Linked DNA regions of Homo sapiens: region 2 is linked to region 1. Evidence: read pairs that join two places in POLR2A ChIA-PET (ENCODE). Cell type or tissue: Caco-2. All regions are shown on one strand. Links, peaks and the distances in the headings refer to the core of each region. The heading gives the core; the rest is flanking DNA.

Region 1 (5,512 bases), core at 1,727-4,226:
AAAATCTAGAACCAACAAATACCATATATTTTACACTAGGGGTGAATCCATTAAAAACAACAGCAAAAACAATATTGTTCTCTCATTTTCACTCCCATATTGGATGCTCTTGCCAATGCAAAAATATTCGAAAAAGGAAATACTAGAAGAGATGAGATTATCATTATATGTAGACAACTTGATAATATACCAATACAACCCAAAGAAAATCAGTCATAACAATAGATAATTAGAACTTCAGAAAAGTGGCTAAAGATAAATATAGCTATAAATGTAGGGTAAAATCTCAGACCCTTCATAGTTTTTGACTTAATAGATGCACACACAGAGAGATAGAGAAAACAGATGGAAAATATGAGAAGTTAGGAGACATGGAAGACAGAGTAGAAAGTCTAACATAAATCTAGCCAGAGTTCCAGAAAGAAGAGAAAATAGGGAAGAATTAATATTTGAAAAGATAACAGCTGGGACTTTTCCAGGACTAATTAAAGACACTAACCTTCAGATTTGAGAAAGCCAAAAAATTCCAAGCAGAGATAAAAAGAAATCCACACCCAAATATATCAGTGTACCATATGGACAAAAAATTGATTTCTCTTTAGCAAAAATGAAAATCAAAAGACAGTGGAATGATATCTTCGATGTGCTGATAGAAATTAACCCAGAATTCTTTTCCCAGAAAAAATATCTTTCACAAATCAAGGGCAGTGAATTGTACACTAGGTTTTTAAAGGTGAATTTCATGGTATATGAATTATATCTCAATAAAGCTGTTATTTTTAAAAAGTAGCTATAATAAAAGCAACAGATAAGTGTTGGCAACAATGTGGGGAAATCAGAACCCTCATACACTGCTGGTAGGACTCTAAAATGGCACAGCCACTTTGGAAAACAGTCAAGCAGTACCTCAAAAAACGAAACATAGTCACCACGTGTTCTAGTCCATTTTCATACTGCTATGAAGAAACACCTGAGAGTGGGTAATTTATAAAGAAAAAGAGGTTTAATGGACTCAGTTCCACATGGCTGGGGAGGCCTCACAATCATGGCAGAAGGCAAAGGAGGGGCAAAGGCACATCTTATATGGTGGCAGGCAAGAAAGTGTGTGCAGGGGAACTGCCTTTTATAAAACCATCAGCTCTCGTGAGACTTATTCACTCTCACAAGAACAGCATGGGAAAAACCCATGATTCAATTACCTCCCACGAGGTCCCTCCCATGACACATGGGGATTATGGGAGCCACAGTTCAAGATGAGATTTCAATGGGGACACAGGCAAACCATATCACCATGTAACCCAGCAATTTCACTCCTAGCTATATATGCGAAAGAGTGAAAAATGGGTACTCAAAATAAATACTTGTACACAAATTGTTCACAGGAGCATTATTCACAATAGCCAAATTCAGAAACCACTCAAATGTCCATCAAGTGATGAATGGATAAATAAAATGTGTATATCCATTCAACAAAATGTTATTTGGCCACACAAAAAAATATAGTACTGATAAATGCTACAGTAATGACGAGCCTTGAAACCATTATGTTAAGTGAAAGAATCCAGCCACAAAAGATGAACTAGTGTATGATTCCATTTATATGAAATGTATAAGAATAGACATATCCATGGATACAGTGTAGACTACTGATTGCCTAGGGTTGGGAAAGATGAGAGGATTTGGGGATGATGGCAAGGGGTATGCAAATTTCTCTGTGGGCTGATGAAAATGTTCCAACATTGATTGCGGTGATGGTTGCATAACTGTGAATATACTCAAAGCCATTGGATTGTACAGTTTAATGGGTGAATTTTATATGTGTAATGTATTTCAATAGACCTGTCATTCAGGCCAGACACAGTAGCTCATGCCTGTAATCCCAGCCCTTTGGAAGGCTGAGGCGGGGGGATCGCTTGAGCCCAGGAGTTGGAGACCAGCCTGGGCAATATGGTGAAACCCCATCTCTACAAAAAATACAAAAGATTAGCCAGGAATGATGGTGCATGCCTGTTGTCCCAGCTACTTGGGAAGCTGAGGTGGGAGGACTGCTCAACCAGGAAGTCGAGGCTGCAGTGAGCTGTGATTGCACCACTGCACTCTAACCTGGGCAACAGAGCAAGACCCTGTCTCAAAAAAATAAACAAATAATAATTTAAAAACAATACAGCTGTTATTTAAAATGCCACAAGAAATAGAGACACTTCCAGATTATCAAAAAAACAATAGTTTGTCATCAGCAGACTCATACAGTATGGGAATCATAATGTATTCACACTGTAAGTGGAATCATACAGTATTTGCCTTTTCGGGACTGGCTTATTTCACTCAGCACAGTGTTCTCAAGCTTTATCTATGTTGTGAGACATGTGTCAGAATTTCCTGTGTGCAGAGCTCGCTGCAGCCTCAATCTCCTGAGCTCTAATGATCCTCCCACCTCTGCCTCCGGAGTAGCTGGGATTACAGGTATGAGTCACCATGCCAGGCTCCTTCCTTTATTATTATTAATATTTTTTGAGATGGAGTCTTGCTCTGTTGCCCAGGCTGGGGTGCAGTGGCGCAATCTCAGCTCACTGCAACCTCTGCCTCCCGGGTTCAAGTGATTCTCCTGCCCGAGCCTCCTGAGTAGCTGGGATTACAGGTGCGTGCCATCAAGCCCAGCTAATTTTTCTGTTTTGTATTTTTAGTAGAGACGGGGTTTCACCATGTTGGCCAGGCTGGTCTTGAACCTGTGACCTTGTGATCTGCCTGTCTCAGCCTCCCAAAGGGCTGGGATTACAAGTGTGAGCCACCGCGCCTGGCCGCTCCTTCCTTTTTAAGGCTGAATAATATCTAACTGTAGATACATACCACATTTTCTTATCCATTCAAGGACGTTAGGGTTGCTTCCACCTTTTGGCTATTGTGAATAATGCTGTTATGAACATGGGTGTACAAATATCTTTTTGAGAATTGCTGAATCATATGGTAATTTATGTTTAATTTTTAAGGAACCACCACACTGTTCTCCACAGTGGTTGCACCATTTCACATTGCTATAAATAATGCACAGGGCTTCCCATTTTTCCACATCCTAATTTCTCCACATCCTCAGCAACACTTGTTATTTTCTGGTTGTTGTTTTGTTTTATAACAGGCATTCTAACAGGTGTGAGGTCTTATCTCCTGGTTTTGATTTGCCTTTCTCTAATGATTAGTGATAATAGGCATCTTTTCATTTGCTTATTGGCCATTTGTATATCTTCTTTGGTGAAGTGTCTATTCGAGTCCTTTCTCTATTTTCTAAATGGGTTATTTGTTGAGCTGTATGAGTTTTTGTTTTGTTTTGTTTTGTTTTGTTTTGTTTTGTTTTTTGAAACAGGGTTTCACTCTGTCACCCAGGCTGGAGTGCAACAGCTCACGGCTGCCTCGACCTCCCGGGCTCAAGTGGTCCTCCCACCTCAGCCTACGGAGTAGCTGGGACCACAGCAAAGTACCATCACACCTGGCAAATTTTTAAATTTTTTGTAGAGCCAGGGTTTCACCATGTTGCCTAGGCTGGTCTCCAACTCCTAGGCTCAAGAAATTCTCCCGTCCCGGCAGCCTCCCAAAGTGCTGAGGAGTTCTTTATATATCCTGGGTATTAACCCTTTATCAAATATATCATTAATTGGAAGAGCTTGAGGAAAATTGGACTTAATTCTTCTTTAAATATTGGTTAGAAATGACCAGTGAGGCCATCTGGCCCTGAGCTTTTCTTTGTTGGGTGATACCTGATTACTAACTCAATCTCCTTACTAGTTATAGGTCTGTTCAGATTTTCTGTTTCTTCATGATTCTGTCTTGGTGGTTATGTGTTTTGAGGAATTTATCCATTTCATTTATGTTATCAAATTTGTTGGCATACATTTGCTCACAATATTCTCTTATAAATCTTTTTACTTCTGTAAATCAGTTATAATGTCCCCTTGTTCACTTCTGATTTTAGTAATTTGTCTTATTTTTTCTTAGTCCATCTGGCTAAAGTTTTATCAATTTTTTTATCATTTCAAAGAATCAATTCTGTTTTGTCAATTTCTCTACTGCTTTTCTAGTCCCTGTTTTGTTTATCTCTGCCCTAATATTTATTATTTCCTTGTTTCTGTAGCTTTGGGTTTGGTTTGTTCTTTTTACTGTTCCTTTAAGTGTGAAGTTAAATTGTTGATTTCAGATCTTTCTTTTTTAATGTAAGCATTTGTAGCTATAAATTTCCTTTCTAGTACTGCTTTCACTGTATTCCATGAGTTTTGGCATGTTGTGTTTTCGTTTTCATTGTCTCAAGATATACTCTAATGTCTCTTGTTTTCTTCTTTAATCCATTGGTTCCTCTGTCCTTTAAAGTGTTCCCATCAGGCACTTTCTTATTACCTGGCACAACATTCATGGTCTTCATTTACTTTTCCTGCTTCAGCCATAGAATCACCATTTCCTCAAACAGCCTTCATTTATTTTAATGAGGAAAAATCTTTAAAATCTAAGACCTGGCCATTAGATATGATCTGCTACTTGCATATCATTGCTCCTAGGCCCTTTTAGTAGACAGATCTAGGAAATATAAACACTTCTATCTATTTCTGTATCTACAGCTATACATCCATTGATCTATCCATCTATCTTAAAATTCATAGAAAAAACCATCATATATTTATTCATTTATTCAATCTGAAACTATAGGAAGTAATTTCAAATTGCTACACTCCTGTCACTAAAAAAAAAAAACCTACTAAGAAGAGTTCAAAATTCAGTTGCATTTCTTTCTTCAGATTAAGGGTACATAATTAAAGTACTATATTCAAAAGTTACTTGATTGGTCAGTCCCACCTCACCTTCAGGGTGATTACATTCATCATTTGAATTAGATTAGTTTGTGTTTGTACTGTTCTTGTGGATTTGATTTTTGAATATATAAAACATTTACATAGTTCTAAAAGTTAAAACTACATAAAAGACTGTTTTTCCCCACAGAGAAGTGTTCTTCCCTCTCCATCCTTTGCCATCTACTTCCTGTGGGTTATCAATTTCAATAATTTCTGATTTATCTTTCCTGTTTTTCTTTTTGCAAAATAAGCAGACATTAGAGTCTCATATTTTCCCTTCTTTCTTACATAAAAAATAGCACACTGTATGTACGCTTTCCATTCATGTTAGAAATCACTCTACACCCGTTTGCAAAGATTTTCCTCATTCTTCTTTACAGCTGTACAGTACTCCATTGTGTAGATATTTACCAACAAATTTCCTGTATGGACATTTAAGGTATTCCCTGATATTTTACAATTACAAATAATGCTGCAACAAATAACTTTGTGCATTCATATTTCCCTACTGTTGAAAACGTAAGGCCGGGCACGGTGGCTCACACCTGTCATCCCAGCAATTTGGGAGGCAGAGACAGGATTGCTTGAGTCCAGGAGTTCAAGACCAGCCTGGGCAACATGGTGAGACTCCGTCTCTATAAAAAAAATTTTTAAATTAGTAAGGCGTGGTGGCATGCACT
Region 2 (5,075 bases), core at 1,309-3,808, 140 kb before region 1:
GATAGAACAAGACAGCCTCTAGACACACCTCAGCAGGGATCACGGCCTCCCTCCCCGACTTCCTCACATAATTGCCTGCCAAGTCCGGGTGGTTCTTCTCGATGCCATCGTCCAGAATGGAGACCACAATGCCGTGCCCTGTGTAGCCCTGCGCCCAGGCCGCCTTCACATTCAGGTCCCGCTGAGTGACACCAGACTGTGGAGACACCCACCCCATCACTTATGAGACATGATTGGTTTTGTGAGGCTAGGAGCATCTTGAAGAATCCCTTTGCCCCCGTAAAACCTCCTCCTGTACCATCCCTGCTCCTGAAAGGCCGCCACTGGCTGTCTGGACTCCATGGGAATGTAGAGGACTCTGGGAGGGCCACCCCCAGGCTTGCTTATTAGGATGGGCCAAGGAGAGACTGCCCAGCAGGAGGAAAGGAAACGAATCAGAGGAGGCCTCGAAGACAGCCTCCTCCATCCAAGAGCTCATAGTGGGTGGATGGTGCATCTGGGGAGGAGGTCCCAGCAGCGAAGAAGGCCACGTACCAGGTACCACTGCTGAGGAAACTTGGGGTCTGTGGGCTCCTGGTACACGTCCCGTTTAGTCCGTCGCTTTGCCACCTGCTGTTCCAGCCACTGTACCTGTGGGGGAGTGAGGGAGAGATGGTGTGGGTGGAGCAGGAGGCGAGAGGGGCTCCTGAGAGCAGGAGGGGGAGGGTGGCAGCAGGAGGGGGCTGGGGCCACACTCACTTGAGGCTCCCTCTGCAGCCGGCTGTGCCGCGGGCGGTGAGGCGACAGGGACCGCTTCGTCACTCCTCGATGCCAGAAGTGGTAATAGTCCCCGAAGATCTGCAATAGAGCAGGGAGACTGAGCTGGGCTTTCCATCTGTCAGTCCCCGGGAGGCGGGGGACGGGGGTGGACAACGGCTTCATGGGAGGCTCGCCACGGTCGGGGGTGCGGGGCATCTGCTCCCTGTCCGGGACCCAGCAAAATGCGGGGACCATGAGGACTCACTCTCACTGGGATATGCTGCTTGCCTGAACCACCTGTGCTTTGCTCATGGCCACCCAGAACATGCCGGCTACCCAGATGCCCCTGAGCAAACAAGGCCAACAGCTCCTGCTCCCAGAATCCCTGTCTTCTCTGGTCCCACCCCCTGGCAGTGTCCTGTGGGGGAACACCTACCTGGCCCAGGTTGAGGAACCCATGCTTCCGTGCCACACTGTTGGCCACCGCTGGGCCTCCAGGGATGCGCACAGCCCACGTGTTGGTGAAGACCTTCTGGCCCTGAGCATCAGCTGCTAGCAGGACCAAGGTTCCTGTTGCTGCTACCACCCATAGCAACCAGGGCCTCAGCTCCATGGGGGGGACAGGTGGCTGGGACCCTGGAGCGCCCGTCTCCTTGGCCTGGTCACAGGGCCTCGGCTCCCAGGTGCCTGCTCACTGCCTGTGGCCCGGGGCTGACTGGTGGGGGCATGGGGCCGAGACGGGCAGGGCTCGGGAGGGTGAAGAGTGCCGACCCTGAGAGGAACAAGAGGGGAAAAGGGGAGAGAGGGTCAGTTCCTCCCCTGCTACGCACTAAAGCTGCCCTGCCCACCCCAAGTTTCAATTGGGGCCTGAAATGAGATCTGGGGGAGAAGGGTAAAAAAATTAGTCCTCCCCAGAAGAAATCTAGCCCCCAAGGCCAGCCACATAGATGGACAGATGGATGCCCTCACAATCCCCCCCAATCCTTTCTCCATGCAAGAATATAAGAAATGTAACAGAAGGGCCAGGCATGGTGGCTCACTTCTGTCATCCAGCACTTTGGGAGGCTGAGGCGGGTGGATCACCTGAGGTCAGGAGTTCGAGGCCAGCCTGGCCAACATGGTGCAACCTCGTCTCTACTAAAAATACAAACATGAGCCAAGTGTGGTGGCGGGTGCTTGTAGTGCCAGCGACTTGGGAGGCTGAGGCACAAGAATTGCTTGAGCCCAGGAGGTGGAGGTTGCAGTGAGCCAAGATCGCGCCACTGCATTCCCAGTCTGTGCGACAGAACGATACTCCCTCTCAAAAAAAAAAAAAAAAAAAAAAGTGTAACAGAAGAAGCAGGATGAAGACTATCAAGCCCTGAGTCACTCAAAATCAGAAACAACAAATGAATAAATGTTCACCATGATCAAGGTAAAGAAGATGCATTATAAAGCAGTATGTACACATAATCCCATTTTATTTTTTAAAAACTATTTATACATGTATATTTATACAAACTAAAGCGAAATCTGGAAGGATACACACGCTAAAAAATGTTAACGGTGGTTCTCTCAAGATGGTGAGAATTACAAGTAATTGTTATTTTCTTCTTTGTGTCACTGTATTCTCCAAATCACCTAGGTATGTTTTACATGGGAATAAGATGTTGGCTTTTCAAGGTTCTTAAATGAATGGCATCTATACAACTCACTAGGGTTTCCTAGTTCAGCAAAGCAGATTCAGCCATAGGGAGTTATTCGCAAAGCCCCACAGCTCCTAGGAAGAAAATGGGTGACCCTAAATGGGATGGTGCTTTTAGGGGCCATGTCCTGAGGGGGTGCGGGGGTGGAGATCACAGAGGCTTCACCTCCCTCTATGGCTGAGATGGCCGCTATCAGCAAAGTCAGGGCCCCAGACTCGTTTTTACAGTTTCCTGGGGAACGCTGGGGCCGCCAAGCCCTGCCCTGCCTGGGCCTGGAGGCCCCCAGCTGCCCCCTTGCTTGCTCCACGCCCACCAGCCTTGCGTAATCCGAGCCCAGGCAGCCAGGGCAAACACTGGCTGCTGAGCCAGGAGCGCCAAGGTGAGACTGAATCAATAGTCCGAGTGTTGTTTTTCCTCCTTCAGCAAACAGACGGCGGGACCTCTCTCTGCCCGGGGCCACATAACTGTCCCCACATAGTGCCCCTGACTAGCCAGAAGCCAAGGCCCTGGAGGAAGGGGGGGAAGCTAGGGGAGGTCCCAGCAGTGCTGCTGGGGGTATCCCATATCAGTGCCAAGCTCCCTGAGCAGCAGCAGGGCCCTGGATGCCCTTAGCACTTCCATAGCCAAGGCCACTCTGCCGGATACCAAAAGGAAGGCACCCCAGCTCACGTAGGCCCTGGGGAGCTAGAGAGGCAGGCTCACCACAGAAAACTCCTTGCTTCTCCAGAAGCTGCCCTTAGACACAACCGGCCTCCCTGACTGCTGCAGTCCCACCCTGCAGGCTGGGGGTACTCCACACACAATTCCTGGAGTATTTTCAGTTTGGACCAAAATAACCTGACAGCTGATGGCAGGAGACATCTACAATACAGCTCCTGCACATCCCTGCGGGCAGACTCCACAGGACTTCCAGGGCAGGCCTCGGAACCACAGCCCCATGGTGCTTTGGGTGGTTGGTTCCAGAAAGCTGGCCTGATCAATGGCTGGGCAGCTAGGCGCCCCAGCCCTAGGGGATGGAAGGACCGCCCCCCCCACCCCAAGTCCCTCATTTAACAGAGGATGTGGGACCCTGGGAGCAGAGCCATATAGGAACGGGGCCTCATCTCTCTCCTCTCTCTTGCTGCCACAACAGCTGCCTCTTGGGTCCAGATGTCATGCAACCACCCCCCTGCCCCCACCACCACCAACCACCGTGCTGTGAGTCCTGCTGGAGCCCCCAAATCGAGGCTGGGTTCATCTGGGTCTAGCCCAGATTCCAGCACACTGTAGATGGAGCCGCAGCTGTTTGGCGTTAAAAGTGATTAACCAACTATTTAATTACCTTGCAGCACTCGGAAAGAAAGCAGGCGTCAGGCGCAACTGAACAGTCCCCCCAAAGAAAGAGGGCCAGCCTCCCTCTATCCAACAACCCCAGCCATGGTGAGGGGTGGGGATGGCTTCCAGAAAATGAGACCCCCACAGACGGCTCTGCCACAGCATGTGGGACAAGGGAGGATCCCCGAAAAGAGTAAGAACTGAAAACAATGAATGAATGGGTTTCTCCCCACCCCCATCCCAGACTCTGACTCACCCTCTAGTCCCAGTTTGTCTCAAACCTGGAGGCTTGCTGTATTTCTCATGGTCTTGTTTCACATGGGACTCTGTTCCAGGCTGTGGCCAGAGAGAGCTGTGGGTGCTCTTCCTGGCTGTGTTCTTGGGCAAAGCCCTTTTCTCCAGCACCAGAACCTCCTGACACAGAGAGCCACTCTGGGCCACTCAAATTGCGCCTCACCCCAGGACCGACTGCTGTTTCCCAGACACTGGGGGTCTGGCTCTGACACAGCCACAGAGCAGGCCACGGGAGGGCCACTCGGACACCCAATCAGTCTCTCCCTCTAGCAGAGACACCACGCGGGGTCCTGTTACCAGCCCTGGGAGGCTCCCGTGAATTTATCGCTCCCAGTCCCTGCCCACTATTTGCTGGATGATCTTAACAAGTCACTTCCTCTCCCTGGGCCTCAGTTTCCTTGGTGGTAAAAACTGCTGGACCAGCGGCTTTCAAACTTTTTAAAAAGCCACAGAATCCTTTTTAAAAATCAAATGCTCCGTAGAAGCCCAATATAGGAAATAGTAAAACGAGGGCTGCCCTGCTTGAGAAGAGGTCAGGCTTGGCTAATCTCCTATGCTGTGTCCACACCTGCTCAGCACCCGCCCTCACCAGGCCATATCACCCGGGTTCTCCTCGCACTTCCCAAGTCAGAATAGGAATCCCAACACTCTCCGGTGGATGAGGGTCTGCACCCCAGGGGCCAGGGGGTAGAGGATGATGGGAAAGCGGGTTCTGACCAGACAAGTGACTGCCGTCAGACCTGTCTGGCAAGCAGGCCGCCCCTTGGTCCAGCCACACAGCGGGGGCACAGGGGCCTCGGCCAGGCCGCGGCAGAAGGCAGCCCAGGGACCTACCTGCGCCGGCCGCCGGCGCCCGCGGATCCCGCACCCGAGTCCTGGCCGCACAGGTGTGCGGGCGGGGGCGAGGCCCAAGCGAAGGAGCCCCCGCCTCGCCCCCGGCCGCTCCTCCCCTCCCCGGGCGGAACGCAGGCCCTCCTCGGCCGCGGAGTGGGCGAGCCGGCGGCAGCCCCGGTGGCGGCGGGGAGGCTGGAGCACCCGGCGCCT

Evidence for each region. ChIA-PET counts read pairs that join two places held together with the same protein. Peaks named below come from ENCODE experiments on the same cell type or tissue, not always from the same donor. Only the 100,000 strongest peaks of a DNase experiment are listed, where the experiment ranks them.
Region 2: POLR2A ChIA-PET joins it to region 1 with 6 read pairs; 2 of 35 experiments call an interaction of 5 or more read pairs at or near these places.

Annotation. Positions count from the first base shown.
Region 1 is chr15:90,736,402-90,741,913 of GRCh38, reverse strand. The region is part of intron 1 of BLM (BLM RecQ like helicase); the gene reads right to left. Among named protein-coding and RNA genes, the nearest start is that of BLM, 22 kb to the right of the region's middle. In Caco-2, for the core only: no CTCF peak of the experiment used is centred there; no DNase peak of the experiment used is centred there.
Region 2 is chr15:90,872,017-90,877,091 of GRCh38, reverse strand. It overlaps FURIN (furin, paired basic amino acid cleaving enzyme), which reads right to left. Exons shown (of 16, transcript NM_002569.4): 2 at 1,175-1,510; 3 at 739-837; 4 at 535-630; 5 at 68-196. The coding sequence starts at 1,351. Among named protein-coding and RNA genes, the nearest start is that of FURIN, 6.0 kb to the right of the region's middle. RefSeq lists enhancers at 4,273-4,322, 4,583-4,772 and a silencer at 4,873-5,075. In Caco-2, for the core only: no CTCF peak of the experiment used is centred there; a DNase peak (open chromatin) is centred at 2,751.